Regions from separate parts of the Homo sapiens genome. Here region 2 is linked to region 1. A link is an interaction called in ENCODE POLR2A ChIA-PET data of the cell type or tissue named here. Cell type or tissue: Panc1. All regions are shown on one strand.

Evidence for each region. ChIA-PET counts read pairs that join two places held together with the same protein. Peaks named below come from ENCODE experiments on the same cell type or tissue, not always from the same donor. Only the 100,000 strongest peaks of a DNase experiment are listed, where the experiment ranks them.
Region 2: POLR2A ChIA-PET joins it to region 1 with 24 read pairs; 6 of 35 experiments call an interaction of 5 or more read pairs at or near these places.

What each region holds. Positions count from the first base shown.
Region 1 is chr22:29,817,489-29,825,488 of GRCh38, forward strand. It overlaps ASCC2 (activating signal cointegrator 1 complex subunit 2), which reads right to left. Exons shown (of 20, transcript NM_032204.5): 4 at 7,599-7,769; 5 at 4,847-4,976. Among named protein-coding and RNA genes, the nearest start is that of ASCC2, 17 kb to the right of the region's middle. RefSeq lists enhancers at 3,587-3,636, 3,697-3,756 and silencers at 3,732-4,026, 3,816-4,005. In Panc1, no CTCF peak of the experiment used is centred here; a DNase peak (open chromatin) is centred at 4,069.
Region 2 is chr22:29,979,721-29,987,720 of GRCh38, forward strand. The region is part of intron 5 of MTMR3 (myotubularin related protein 3); the gene reads left to right. Among named protein-coding and RNA genes, the nearest start is that of MIR6818, 23 kb to the right of the region's middle. RefSeq lists an enhancer at 10-59. In Panc1, no CTCF peak of the experiment used is centred here; no DNase peak of the experiment used is centred here.

The sequences.
Region 1 (8,000 bases):
TGCCTTCCTAGAGCTAACTCCACCATAAGGCAGGTGTCACCTCCTCCACGCAGTGCCTCCTGACCCAGGCATTAGGAGAGGTCTCCTCTTACAACCCCCAGGGCCATACCATGTTCTCCAAAGCATCCCAACCACTTCGCACTGGGGAGGCACCCTCTCATGATCCTTCCAGTGCTGCAGCCTGAGTAAAGCGAGGTTTTACATGCATCAGTATAGATCAAATTTCATACTCTATTCTTGGGGTCTTCTAAGTCCCTTTCCTCACCTTCATCTGATTCTAATGACAGTGACGATGTAACTTTTGATCTCCTAAAGAAATAATAAAAATGTAAGGAATAGCAATGGCATCCTTTGAAATGTCCCTTCTCAGATGAAAGCAGTTCAGAAACCCAGGGTGAATGGAGATACTGCCAAGTAGATCACTGCAGTCCACAATTGGGCCAAGGCCCAAGTCATTCCTGGTTTGCAAAGCAGTGTCAAGAGTCTAACTGAAATGGCTTGCTTTCAAAATTATACTTGTTGATGCACAATACCAGCCTTGAAAGTTAAAAAAAAAAAATTAGGTGGGGGATTGGGATAGGTACTCAGGAGGCCAAGGTGGGAGGATTGCTTGGAAAAAAAAAAAAAAAAGCAAGGTAAGGAACTGGGCTTCTACTCACAGAACACTCAACCAGTCCCCTTTCTCCCACCTTCTTTCACTTGTCAATCCTCTTACAAGTGATCACTTTGACTGAGTTTCCGCGGTATAGAAATCGGCGGCTGCCCCTTCTTGTGCCTTCTGCTCAAAGGTTAAAAAGAGAGCTGCTGTGTATGTGTGTGTGAGAGAGACAGACAGAAAAAGAGAGCTGCTGTGTATGTGTGTGTGAGAGAGACAGACAGAAACTGCAGGTCCCTTCTCTGCATCACTCCCTGCCTACACACACACACACACACACACACACACACACACACACACACACACACACACACACACACACACACACACACACAGTGAAGGGGCTCCTGAGGCCTGGTCCTGACTTCTTTTGTGCTGACTCCCCTCTAGGAGCCAAAGAAGGGGCTCTTCTTAATAAGCCAGTTTAGGGTTCTCAACCTCAAGGTCTGAGAACTCTTAAAAACACCTCAGAATCTATGAGGGAGGACATTTTTCTGGACAGAAGTTTTCATCTGATTCTCAAAGCAGTCAGTGATCTGGACGATTAGGAGCCCAGGCAGTAAGTGAGTAGGCTTTCTCACTCTCCCATCACCACGCAGTCCCCTCTGGATACCTGCAGCCATCTTACACCCAATAGGTCCCATGTTGAACCTCACCTCTACCCAAAGCTTCCTCTCCCACCTCCCAAAGGGCCTTTTTCCTGCAACCAACACCTGTTCCAGCTGACCTCACCAAGCCCTGCTTAAATCTGCTTCCTGGATTTCCTTTTCTTCCCCAGCAGCCCAGCCAGGCTCTCACCTTCAAACCCACACAGATGTGCCCACCTCCTACAAGGCCTCCTGTCTCCACCCTCCCCACCTGCATGTGGCCAGATGAATCTTGTTACCAGATGGCTCCTTGCCTTGCTCCAAGCTCCTGGAGGCTCCGCGGTCTCATCACAGTAAGAGCTCATGCTTACCAATGGCTGAGACATGCCAGGCACGGTCCTGAGTACTCTACTCATGCTATCTCAACAACCCAATTTGTTTTTTTTTGAGGCAGAGTTTCGCTCTTGTTGCCCAGGCTGGAGTGCAATGGCACAATCTCGGCTCGCTGCAACCTCCGCCTCCCAGGTTCAAGCGATTCTCCTGCCTCAGCCTCCCAACTAGTTGGGATTACAGGTGCCTGCCACCATGCCCGGCAAATTTTTTGTATTTTTAGTAGAGATGGGGTTTCGCCATATTGGCCAGGCTGGTCTCAAACTCCTGACCTCAGGTGATCCACCCACCTCAGCCTCCCAAAATGCTGGAATTACAGGCGTGAGCCACCACACCCAGCCTCAACAACCCAATGTAATCCCTGCACCCATCCTATGGGTAGGTATATTATTAGTCTTCCCATTCTGCAGATGAAAAAAACTGGGGCTTAGAGTAGTTAATTGACTTGGTTAAGGGGACACAGCCAGGAATAGAGCTGTGGTGTGAATTAGGCAGTTCGATTTCAAAGCCTGTCTTCTTAGCCACCAAGCAATACCACTCCCCAAGTGCTAAAGCCTGGCATGAAGCCCTTCCCAATCTGGCTCCAAGGCTCCAAATCCCCCTCCCCCGTCTCCTGCTGCTGCCCTCCTGGAATGCTCCACTCTCTAAGCAAACTGGCCTAAGAATTGTTTCTCTAACTGTACCTTCTGATGCTCACTTGCTCCATCCTCTCAATATGTGGTAAAATTACTAGGAGTCTTTCTTAGTCAGGGTCTAAGAGACAGGATCTCACTTTGTCACCCAGGCTGGAGTGTAGTGGTGTGATCATAGTTCACTACAGCCTCAACATCCTAGGTTCAAGGCATCCTCCAGAATCAGCCTCCAGAGTAGCTGAGACTACAGGGGCATGCCACCACGCCTAATTTTTAATTTTTTGTAGAGACAGGGTGTGGCTGTGTTTCCCAGGCTGGAAAAAAAAAAGATTAACTGATGATCAGGAAATAATTAGATATGAATGAGAAACCAGAGATTATTTCAGTGAAAATGTTGGATGCAAAATTTCTTTTTTTCTTTTTTTTCTGAGACGGAGTCTCGCACTGTCACCCAGGCTGGAGTGCAGTGGCACCATCTTGGCTCACTGCAACCTCTGCCTCCTGGGTTAACACGATTCTCCTCCCTCAGCCTCCCGGGTAGCTGGGATTACAGGTGCACACCACCACACCTGGCTAATTTTTTGTATTTTTAGTAGAGACGGGGTTTCACTATGTCGGCCAGATTGGTCACGAACTCCTGACCTCGTGATTTGCCTGCCTCGGCCTCCCAAAGTGCTGGGGTTACAGGCGTGAGCCACCTCGCCTGGCTGCAAAATTTCATATACATTATGATCAAGTATGGTTTAAGAAAAATACAGAGAAAAGACTAGAAGGAAAAAACAACCAAATGGTTGTTTCTTGTAGAAATCTGGTAACTGCTTTCCTGCTTCACTATACTTTATATCCTTTCAAAATTTCTTAAATTAACACATATTATCTTTACCATTAAGAAAAAAAAAGGCTGGGCGCAGTGGCTCACCGCCTGTAATCCCAACACTTTGGGAGGCCGAGGCGGGTGGATCACCTGAGGTCGGGAGTTCGAGACCAGCCTGATCAACGTGGAGAAACCCCATCTCTACTAAAAATACCTGTAATCCCAGCTACTTCGGAGGCTGAAGCAGGAGAATCACTTGAACCTGGGAGGCGGAGGTTGCGGTGGGCCGAGATTGCACCATTGCACTCTAGCCTGGGCAACAAGAGCGAAACTCCATCTCAATACACAAAAAAAAAAAAAAAAAAAGGAAAGAATAAAGGAAAGTGACCATTATAAGGGATAACTCAGTTTTGTAACTAGGTATTTCGAAGACTGTGTCCTACAGTCTCCAGGTGAGGAGAGCTGGCAAGGGCGTCCAGGGTGAGCACCCCTCTGTGCCAGGCCCAGCTCCATGAGCTACAATTCAAAGAGGAATTCACTGGGGCGCTCCCTCTGTAACGTCCCACAGTGCTTCTGTTTCTCTTTTTTTCTTATTTTTTTGTGTGTGTGTGCGTATAAAGAGGAACCTCTAAAAAAAACTGCTTGTTTTTGATCAAACCTTCTCCCCTCTGCCTGCTAATGGGATCCAACGGCTAATGTCCGTTCCTTTTGCAACCCAGAAGAGCCCTCTCTGAACTCTGTCCCTACCTGCTCTCAGCAACAATGCAAATCATGACATTTTTGACACAGTGCCATCATCCCTGAAGCAGGGAGTTGCAGAGCAAGAGCTTGAGAGTCAGGTCTACGTTTACACACGTCCCAGCTGGGCCACTTATTAGTCATATCCTCTCAGGCAAGTCCCCTACATTTTAACCTCAGTTTCCTTATCTGTAAGTGGGGATGATGACAGCACTTATCTCACAGGGCTGCTGTGAGGATCCAATTGACATAACATATGTGGAGTGCTTGGCAGAATGCCAGGTCCCCGGAACACTCTCCAATAAAGGTTAGCTTAGTTATCACTGCTGTTCTTACATTCGTCGCCAAAGGAAACTTCCCCATTCCTATGTCTGATGCATGGCCAATTGCATAATACTAATACACTCCCAAGGCAGAATGGTGGCTTACACTGTAATCTCAGCTGTTCAGGAAGCTAAAGCAGGAGGATGACTTGAGGCCAGGAGTTCAAGACCAGCTGGAACAACATAGTGAGACCCCATCTACTAAAAAAAATTTTTTTTTAATTCGCCAGGCATGGTGGTGTGCACCTGTAGTCCCAGGTACCTGGGAGGCTGAGTTGGGGGGATAGCTTTACTCCAGGAATGTGAAGCTGCAGTGAAATATGATTGCGCCACTGCACTCTTGCCTGAGTGACAGAGCAAGGCTTTGTCTTTTTTCTTTTTTTTTGAGATGGAGTCTTGCTCCATCTCAAACACTGCAACTTCTGCCTCCCAGGTTCAAGTGATTCTCCTGAAAAAAAACAAAAACAAAAAATTTCCAGATCCCTGGGGAACTGTCTGGTACACAGTTTTATTTCCACCTCCCTAGGTAGTGTCACTACCTAGTCATTTTGAGGTGACACTCATATATCTGTTAAGCAATTTCCCAAGACTCCCTGCCCCTATCGCCCTGAGTCCCTGGGCACTGTCAAAGCGCTGGCCTTTGCAACCTTTAGTTTGGCATGTGGGGGCCATCTTGGTGCATCCTCCCAGTCCTGCATCCTACACACCTATCATCTTCTGGAGCAGTGGTGAGTTGCCTTTTCCAAAGAGCACGCAGAGGTCCAGGATCTTTGGAATGTCAAAGAGGAAGTTATTGTAGAGGATTTCTCCAAACGCAGAAGGGGAAATGAAGTGATCCTAAGGAAAAATGCAGAGAGAAAGGATAGAGATTTTCTGAACACTCCTACATTATAAATAGCAAACTCATGAGAAACGATCTTTGGTTCCATCAAATGGGGACTGGTTAATGATGCCTTATGCATAGACCTGGAGCAATGGCCATTCTCCCCCCGCCCTTTTTTTTTTTTTTTAAATGTTAATCTATCTATGTTTTTGTGTCTCTAGACTAAACATCCCCATGACTTTTACAACTGGCTGTATTATCATGTCTTTTTTTTTTTTTTTTTTTTTTGATACAGGGTCTGGCTCTGTTGCCCAGGCTGATGTGCAGTGGTGTAATCTCTGCTCACTGCAACCTCTACCTCGCCAGCTCAAGCCATTCTCCCACTTCAGTCTCTTGAGTAGCCGGACTACAGGCACGTGCCACAACGCCTGGCTAATTTTTGTATTTTTTGTAGAGATAGGGTTTCCCTATATTGCCCAAGCTGGTCTCGAACTCCTGATCTCAAGCAATGAGCTTGCCTCGGCCTCCCAAAGTGCTGGGATTACAGGTGTAAGCCACAGTGCCCAGCCTCCCCTTTAAAAAAAATTTTTTTTTAAATTTTATTTTTTGAGACAGTCTTGCTCTGTTGCCCAGGCTGGAGTGCAGTGGTGCTATCTCGGCTCACTGCAACCTCCGCCTCCCAGGTTCAAGCAATTCTCCTGCCTCAGCCTCCCAAGTAGCTGGGATTACAGGAGCTCGCCACCACACCCAGCTAATTTTTGTATTTTTAGTAGAGACAGGGTTTTGCCATGTTGGCCACGCTGGTCTCGAACTCCTGACCTCAAATGATTCATCTGCCTCGGCCTCCCAAAGTGCTGGGATTACAGGCATGAGCTACCATACCAGGCCCATTCTCCCTTTTAATGTAAAAACAAAGCATGCTATAAAACAATCAGTTGGGAATTTATCCTGAAATATTTGCAGATAAATTAGTATGATATCTAGGATTGCTTTAAAATACTTCAGGAAAAAAGAGAACTAAGGGAGAGAGATAAAATGAGATTGGCGGAATGTTGATAATTGTTGAAGGGTACATGGGATTCACTGTACTTTGTATATGAAAATTTTGTATTTGTGGCCAGGCGCGATGGCTCGCGCCGGTAATCTCAGCACTTTGGGAGGCCGAGGCAGACGGATCACGTGAGGTCAGGAGTTCGGGATCAGCCTGGCCAACATGGTGAAACCCCATTTCTACTAAAAATACAAAAATTAGCTGGGAGTGGTGGCACATGCCTGTAATCCCAGCTACTTGGGAGGCTGAGGTAGGAGAATGCTTGAATCCAGGAGGCGGAGGTTGCAGTGAGCAGAGATCATGCCATTGCACTCCAGCCTGGGCAACAAGAGTGAAACTCCATCTCAAAAAAAAAAAAAAAGAAAAGAAAATTTTGTATTTATGTATATTTGGAAATTTCCATTCTAGGTCAGGTGTGGTGGCTAGTGCCTATAATCCCAGCTACTTGGGAGGCTGAAGAGGGAGGACTGCTTGAGGCCAGGAATTCAAAACCAACCAGGGCAAAATAGCAAGATGCCCTCTCTCCAAAAACATTTTTTAAATTAGCCGGGTGTGGTGGTGTCTGCAGTCCCAGCTACTTTGGAGGCTGAGGCTGGAGGATTCCTTGAGCTCAGGAGTTTGAGGCTGCAGGAAGCTATGATTGCGCCACTGCACTCCAGCTTGGGTGACAGAGATTCTCTAAAAACAAAGAAAAAGGAAGAGAAAATGTCCATATTATAACACTTTTTAAAAAGATCCTATTTTTTAAATACACACACACACACACACACACACACACACACACACACACTCAAAGGGAACAAATTCCCTGAAGAAATATGCATGTAATAGGGTTGGGTGTAGTGGCTCATGCCTGTAATTCCAGCACTTTGGGAGCCTGAGGTGGGAATATAACTTGAGTTCAGGAGTTCAAGACTAGCCTGAGAAACATAGCGAGACCTCGTCTCTACTAAAAATCAAATAAATTAGCCAGGCATGATGGTGCATGCCTGTATCTCAGCTATTTGGGAGGCTGAGATGGGAGGATCACTTGAGCCTGGGAGACTGAAGCTGCAATGAGCTATAATCACGCCACTGCACTCCAGCCTGGGCAACAGAGTGACACCCTGTCTCAAAAAAAGCAAAGAAAGAAAAATGCACCTAACAGTGGTTATTTTGCAGGGGAGAGATTTTGTCGGTGACATTCGTATTTCCGCAATGTTTGGGTTGTTTAGAGATAGCAGTATTATTTTTAAAGTCAGGAAAAAAAAAACAGTAAAGATTTTTAAAAAGAGTACACAAGTTCCTTTAAGAAGTCAGAATCAATGTTTTTTCTCTCTGACGCACAAGTCAAGGCAGTCACGCGTCAGCTGGCAAAGGGCCCTCGGCTCTCTTTGATGGAAATACTGGGTGTAACACAGACCAACCCAGTGAATTAGAGGATAAGGGACGTGGCACAGATTTCTTCCCCAACAGTGGGAATAAAGATGGAAGAGAGACAAAGAGGAAACTCAATGCTTCCAGAGCCTTCCTTCCCAGGGGTGGAGAGCCCGGCACAGAGGTGTCGAGTATCGGGTGATGACCTGTCATGGGATCAGTGGCTTACTTTGGATTCCTTGTGAGTGGACATGCGGAGGAAGGTGAGAAAAACACTTCGATGGAGGCGCTTCTGCATGTCAACAACCTCAGGGGCTGAGGCCACCCCCTCGTCGAATTTGCGGGGGACATAGCGCAGGTAGGAGTCCAGGCACTTCTGTAGAGTCTCGTCAAAGATCACCTAAACCAGGAGACAGAGGAGAGCGAGGATTTATCCCTTAGGCCCCAGGGGCTTGTGGGTGGACTGTGCAGGGACTCAATGCCCATCAGCCCTGCCCTATTCCAAACACTCCGACCCCAAGGGACCAAGGAGGTATGAATGAGCCAAGGGCTAAACACAAGATTCTAAAATTGACACTTTGAAAGGTGTGTAAACATTAAGATTGTGATACAAGACAGAGCAATCCGAACC
Region 2 (8,000 bases), 160 kb after region 1:
TCCCTTGGCCTTAATGTCAAAAGATGAGATGCACTTTGAGCTCACTGCAGACTCTCATTACAGCATGAGGTTACTCTAATGACTCCTTGGTGGTATAAGTGTAGATGTTAAGTATAATGTTGATTTGCATAATGGACTATGTATTACTGAAGAAAAGGAAGCCTCTTGATTCTCAAGAGTACATTTACCCTTTTCAGTTATGAATGTCCTCTCAGTGAACTGGTTCTTCCAGTGCTCTGCTATCATTAGCCTTAAATGAAACGAATAAAGGCTTGAAAATTCATGTACTTACAGCAAATGCCTTCTTCCTTCTTTACTTGCCAGTGTTGTGGCTTTCTACACTCCACTTCCAGCACAGAGAAGTGTATTATGACACGTTAAAACAGCTCAGGACTGTAATTCCATGCAGACTGTGTTTTGGCTTCATTTTGGGATTCTTTGAAATCTTGTTCATTCGTTTTACTCAGCAATTAAAAAAAGACTCAGTGGCTGTCATTTTTTTTTTGGTAGTTGACATTTTTTACTTCTTATTATCATTCTTCTTTGTAGTTAAGCATTTATGTCCAGGAGCAGTTTTGGCCTGAATCCCTTCTGGCTTCTAGATTTGGGCCATGATTATAGCAGTTACATCAGTTTTCTGTCTATCAGCTAAAGATACACACCAGATTCATTAAGGAAAGAGGCAATGCTGTTCTTTCATACTATGTAGCACTCTGTTCAGAAGGGTCCACTTGGATTTGAGTAGTCGTGATGGGGAGGGGAAAGGGGGGAAACACCTATAAAATCCCAGCAACTGAGAATTCCCCACCAGCTACTGTGGAAGTAATGATAGTAGTGTTTAGTAGAACTGCCCAATTTAACTTTGTGTTCTTTCAGTGTTTGAATTGCTGGAATTAAATTATAATTAAATTGCATGTGAGAATGATAGTTTCATATCATTGCATTTTCTCATATCATCCTGTATTTATCAGTTTATTGGTTGATGGCCAAGTGTTTCAGAGACTATTTTAGAACTATTTGGGAATAAGGTCTGCTGGAAAGCAAGCAGGAAAGAAAGAAAGAAAGAAACTGATCATGTCATTCATCAGCTTAAAGCCCTTCAGTGTTTCTTCACTACTTCTATGATGAAGATCAGATTGTTTAGCATGACATGAAGCTGTCTGACAACGTGGCAGGGACCAAGGATCACAGCTTCCCTCCTTTCCCCATTATCACATTTTTACTTGTAAAAGCAGCCTCTTTGTACTATTCAGCCATACCTCACACCTCTGTGTTCTCTTTTCGGCCCAGGAACTTCTGTTCATCTGTCAAAATTCAGTTCAGGTGATAACTTCTCCTGTGAAGCCTTTCTTAGTCCCAGTTCCCTCTGTGACAGTTAACTACACTCTTTCTTTGCTTTGTCTTTATCTTGTACATTCTTTTATAACATTTACCAAATAGGTTGTAATTTTTGGTTAATTGTTTTTGTGTCTTCAAGATCCAGCATGTCTCCTGGTGCCACAATATTCAGTAAATATTAAATGAATTGAAGTTAATGTGGGTTTGAAGTGGGCATTAGAACCTTTTCCCCCTTTGGTGTTTAAAGCTCATTTTAAAACAGTACACTTCTGTGTGAATAGGCTGTGGCTTAATTGTCTCTAAGGATAGCTGTGTGAGTAGGTTGTTGACTGGAATTGTTGATCCCCCATTGTGATTGAGAGATAATGCTTAAGGAAACTTGCCACTGTTCTTTCTTTTGATCAATTTTCTTAATCTGAAAGTGTTTTTTTTCTGTTAGCATCATAACCCTCTAAGGCATAGAGCCTACATGTTACTTAAAAAGCCCAGGGTAGGCCGGGTGCAGTGATGCACGCCTGTAATCTCAGCACTTTGGGAGGCTGAGGCAGGCAGTTCACCTGAGGTTGTGAGTTCGAAACCAGCCTGGCCAAAATGGTGAAACCCCATCTCTACTAAAAATACAGAAATTAGCTGGGCATGGTGGCATGTGCTACTCAGGAAGCTGAGGTAGGAGAATCACTTGAACCCAGGAGGCGGAGGTTGCAATGAGCTGAGATCACGCCACTGCACTCCAGCCTGGATGACAGAGGGAGACTCTGTCAAAAAAAAAAAGGAAAAAAAAAAAAACACCCAAGGTAATGGCTTTGTACAGAAAAATGATGGTGTAAAAGTATTTTGGCATTGCAGTGACTTTAAAAATTTCAGATTGAGGCCGGGCGCGGTGGCTCACGCCTGTAATCCCAGCACTTTGGGAGGCCGAGGCAGGAGGATCACGAGGTCAGGAGAGCAAGACCATCCTGGCTAACACGGTGAAACCCCGTCTCTACCAAAAATACAAAAAATTAGCCGGACGTGGTGGCAGGCACCTGTAGTCCCAGCTACTCAGGAGGCTGAGTCAGGAGAATGGCGTGAACCCGGGAGGTGGAGCTTGCAGTGAGCCGAGATCGTGCCATTGCACTCCAGCCTGGGTGACAGAGCGAGACTCTGTCTCATTAAAAAAAAAAAAAAAAAAAAAAAAAAAAAATTTCAGATTGAGAGAGACTAGAACTCCTCCATAAAAATAAATTAATTTCATCACAGCTAGTGCTAAGAGATTCCTGAAACCTGAAACCTGGAGGTACTTAGGAAACAAGGATTCTTCCTGCATCGGGTCCTGGATGGAGATCAGACAGTTGGTAGTGGTGTTGCCCCTCCCTCTTTCCTTCCCTTAGCAAATAAGTATTTCAATAAAATATGTGTATTTCAATAAAATGTTAGATCAGGAGGCTCTCTTTAAATGTTATTTTATCTATATCAAACACATTTAAACCATCAAAGCCCAGACATACCAGCATATGTTGTGGCATGCCCCAGTTCATCATTTTGTATGCTTAAATCAAAATACTTAGCACTTCAGAAAATGATTTACCATCAAGTTTTAAATAGCTACCTGATATCATATATTCTCTTTTAATTTCACAGCACATTGAGTAAAATGTGTCTGTAGGTTTTGATACCGTAAACATCATTACTTTAATTCACACATTCACTGAATATCAAGTTCCAGTTCCTGTGGTAAAGAATCTCTGTAGTAGAGTTTATGTGTAGCATTTAAGGTATACATTGCTCCTATTCTGTGCTTTTCCCAAATTATTATATATTTACAGACATAGTTCTTTGAAGCTTAGATAAATTATAAACAAGTGTTCAAGTGGAATTCATGAACGTTTAAAAGTTTGTTTGTGTGTGTGTGTGTGTGTGTGTGTGTGTGTGTGTGTGTATGTGTTTGTAATTTAATAGACTGCTTCTCAATCTGCTGCTTCTAAAATCCCTGTAAGTAGTATGAAAATCCTAGGCGGTTGCTGCACCTGTGCTTGGAGCAAATTGGTTTTGAGTGTTAGATGCTCACCTTGCAAATCAGCAGAATGTTTCCCCTCTGCATGAGTCCTTTTCCTCTTACTGGACCAAATTCCAGTTGTATGCTACTAGGAGAACAATTTGTAGGGTAAGGAAAAAGCCCTGCAGTTTATACATAAGCAGATGGAATTGTGACCTTCAAAAAAATGTAGAACAAGTTTCTGTTAGAAATAATTTGTAAAATCAACACTAGTTTTTTTTTCTTTCACTTTGTTTTTTGGAGACGGAGTTTCACTCTGTTGTCCAGGCTGGAGTGCGTTAGCACAGTCTCGGCTCACTGCAGCCTTAGTCTCCTGGGCTCAAGTTATTCTCCCACCTCAGCCTCCCAAAGTGTTGGAACTACAGGCGTTAGCCACCACACCCTGCTGCGAAGGAGGTTATTGTTAACATTTAATGCACTTTGATCTAGCATTCATATAACAGTGGGAGCCTCTGAAAGCAGTGCTGGAGGCTTGTAAATTGTCAAAGGTGAACAATAGAGTTTGAATCTTAAACCAGTGACAGTCTTCTGCTGATTAGTGGGTTTTTGGTGGTTGTTTTTTGAAACAGGGTCTTGCTCTGTCGCCCAGGCTGGAGTGCACTGGCGCCATCATGGCCCACTGCAGCCTCAACTTCCTGCGCTTAGGTGATCCTCCCACCTCAGCCTTCTGAGTAGCTAGGTCTACAGACACATGCCACCGCGTTCAGTTAATTTAATTTTATTTTTTGTAGAGATGATGTCTGTGTTGCCCAGGTTGGTCTCAAAACTCCTGGGCTCAAGCAGTGCACCCACTTTGGCCTCCCAAAGTGCTGGGATTACAGATGTGAGCCACTGCACTCAATTTTTTATTTTATTTTATTTTTATTTTATTATATTTATTTTATTTTTATGTTATGTTATGTTATTGTAGTGACAGGGTTTCACCATGTTGCCCAGGCTGGTCTTGAACTCCTGGGCTCAAGCGATCCTCCTGCCTCAGCCTACCAAAGTGCTGGGTTTATAGATGTGAGTCGTCGTGCCCGGCCCTGATTAGTTTTTAAATGAAAAGATTTTTGTGCCCAGATATTCCACTTTATTACTGATTTTAGATTTAGACTCATTATTTTTACTCTTTTACTGCCATTTTAACTTCACGTGTACAAGATTAGTACTTCCCATTCAGGCTATAAAAAGGGTGTTTGTTTTTAAAAAGGTAGGAATTATCCCACTCTAGATTCTGGTGTTTAAAAATAATGCACATGTATGCACACACACCCAGAATGAAATGAGGTAAATATAGTAGGGTATGATGGCATCAGTTCCCTCTGGAATGTGACAGTACTGTGGACATAACCTGTGCATGTCTGTATGTCTGTTAAATTTTTAAACTGCTGCTCTTCTGCTTTTTTTGGATTGATGCTCTTCAGGGTGTTAGTGTCTATAATGTAACTTGGCTTTTTGAGGAATTGGTTGTAGCACTGAATGTGTTTGATGCATTGTTTGAGCATGAGTTTGGTGAAATTTATATTAGGAAAAGCATTGTAAGGTGAGATTGCGTTACCTGGCAGGTGGAGAGATAGAGGAGAGAGGAGCAAAAAGAAAATGAGTTGCTACAAGACATTGAATCAGTACGTTTGAGAGGATTTGAAAGTGAGTTTATCTTGCTACTCTTTTACAAAAGGAATTGCATCTGAGGAGTTTTGATTTAAACTCTGTTTTCCTCTTGAAGATCCCTGGTGGAGAAGCTACTTATTTGTGAAAGAAAAACTAAAGTAGAGCTCATATGGAAGAGAAGCCCACGTGTAGGGGCAGAAAGAAAGACACACCGTGTATGGTGGAAGGAGCCCAGGCTGGAGGACAGACATGGATCCTGGTCCTGACTTTACTACTATATTAGCTTATAGTGTAGTAGTTTAACCTTCCTGGGCTGTAAAGTGGACTGGCTCTTGAATCTGTAATTTGCTTTTGAGGTTGAATATAGGGTATCTCTAGTTATAGAAATGTTAAGAGATTGTTTTCATATGTGAGGAAATTTGAACCTAAAGCAGTGTAGTGGGCCTTAAGAAAATAGAGAAACAGTATGTTTTGGATGGAGGTATGAACAGGAAAAGAAGGTCAATTCTGCCTTTTAGAAAAGGCAATCTGGACTGGGTGCAGTGGCTCACACCTGTAATTCCAGCACTTTGGGAGGCCTAGGCGGGTGGATCACCTGAGGTCAGGGGTTCGATACCAACCTGGACAAATGGCAAAACCCCATCTCTACTAAAAATACAAAAATTAGCTGGGCGTGGTGGCTGGGATCACAGGTGCCTGCTACTCAGGAAGCTGAGGCAGGGAGAATAGCTTGAACCTGGGAGGTGGAGGTTGCAGTGAACCAAGATCGCGCCATTGCACTCCAGCCTGGGCAACAGAACGAGACTCCATCTCAAAAGAAAGAAAGAAAGAAAGAAAAGGCAGTCTGTGCAGGAAGTGCTGAAGGGAAACACTGCAGTAGAAAGGAGAAGAAAAGGGAGATATTTGTTATAAAAATCAGGTGTTTCTCTTTTGTATGTCCCTATTCTTGCTGCGTATTAAGCTTTCCTGCATGTGACAGTCTGCATGAATATTAAAATCTGCTGTTCTCCGTATCTGTGACTTGTAATACACATGGTTGATTTTGGTGACTTGCTGGTGTCTGCAATCTGATTTCAATGCATAGAACCAACATTCTAATTCTTTTTTCTTCAATTTAAGATGTTAAAATATAGAAAAAAATATGTATATATTGCCTGAATTTTAGGTAGCAAATGTTTTGCATGGTCTGAGATAATTTTATGATATTAAATTTGGGCACGGGCCATTGGGCTCTGGTTTAGTAATAAGGATGTAAAACTTACCTGTTCTTTGTAGCAAAGTAGCAAAGGCTAATCCATTTCCCCCAGCAGCTGCTAAGAGCATTAGCTGGTTTTCATGTCTTCTGTCCATAAAGAAAGTCAGTTGCAGGGGACTTGGGATGCAGGTGACTGCTGCAAGAGCAGCCTCTTCTTGTGGATTTGTAAAGCTCACTCTAATCCTATCCCAGACTCTTCCCAGGCCCCATGACTGAGATTTCCTTAGTTGTGACCAAGGTTCAGAAAGCAGAGGCTGATGGCACATGGGAAGGCTGGAGGCTTGCCCAATGAAGCCAGCAAAATTTTAATTGGTAACATTTTAGAAAATTGAGATTAGAACTCACGGCTCTTAATTGCCAGTCTGGCAGCCACATTTTGGGGGGATATAGTGAGTAAGGTAGTTAGCAGGAGTATATACAAAATAAAAAGCAGTAAGTGTCTGTTACAGGCTACCCAGAGAACTGGCCTGAGAACAAAGCAAAGTTATCTTCTAATCTGTCTTCTTAATCTCAATATTTCTTCTTTATAGTTTTATCTCTGATAAATTGTAGGTTTGTTTGTTTTTTTTTTTCCTTCTTAGATGCACAGGTCTCAGAAGAATTCTTAGTTGCATCAGTTGCAGTTTCTCACAGCACCTTGGGGTTAAGGACGTAAATAAAAACAGAAGGCCAAAAGCTCCTTTTGTTCTCAGAACACAGGCAAGATTTTTCTTTTTTCTTTTCTTTTTTTTTTGTTTTTGAGATGGAGTTTTGCTCTTGTTGCCCAGGCTGGTGTGCAATGACACGATCTCAGCTTACCGCAGTCTCTGCCTCTGGGATTCAAGCGATTCTCCCGCCTCAGCCTCTGGAGTAGCTGGGATTACAGACATGCACCAAAATTACAGGCATGCACCAAATACAGGCATGCACCAAATACAGGCATGCACCAAAATACAGGCATGCACCAAAATTATCCGCACCTGGATAATTTTGTATTTTTAGTAGAGATGGGGTTTCTCCATGTTGGTCAGGCTGGTCTCAAACTCCTGACCTCAGGTGATCCGCCCACCTCGGCCTCCCAAAATGTTGGCATTACAGGCGTGAGCCACCGTATCCGGCCAAGATTTCTTAGTCTTTTTCTGACCCCCAGTCCTATTACATTTGTAAGGGAATTTTTATAGACTGTAGACTTAAAAGCAAGAAGACTTTAGTCCTAAGGTAGAAACTCCCAGTCATTTATCTGAGTAATATTATTTTGCTTTCTTCTCTTCTTTAACCCCTGCTCCAGTTTCTGTTTCTTTGTCCAGCACTGGGCTTCTTTTTGATCCCTGCATCCTCATTCTGAGAGTTCTGTGCTGACTGGCAGCTCTGTGGTGGGGCAGAGTTTGCAGGAAGCTTGTTCCTGAAACTGGCTCAGCTAACACGAGGGCCAGCCTGTGCAGACAGTACTCTTGTTCCTGTCTGCATTGGAGGAGACTGTCCTCCTCTTTGCATACTAAACACAAGTTGTTGGAATGCTATTTGCAACTCCCAGAGCCACATTTTGGCTAGACTTGATACACTGTAAGAGGCAAATGGCCCACTCCTTTTTCAAGGAGTAAAAGTATTCACTATTATTTTACCAGGTTTGCCTTGAAAGCCTAGAAATTGCTTTTTGAAGCCAAGGGTTGAATTAGGATGATTTAAGGGATAGGAGGAGGATCCTCATATTATCCTGAAGATTTGGCACCCTGTCTAGATGCTTTTGCTTCTATCTGTCTCCCTTCTCTCTATCTGCTGTTGTACATAATCCTGTGTCCA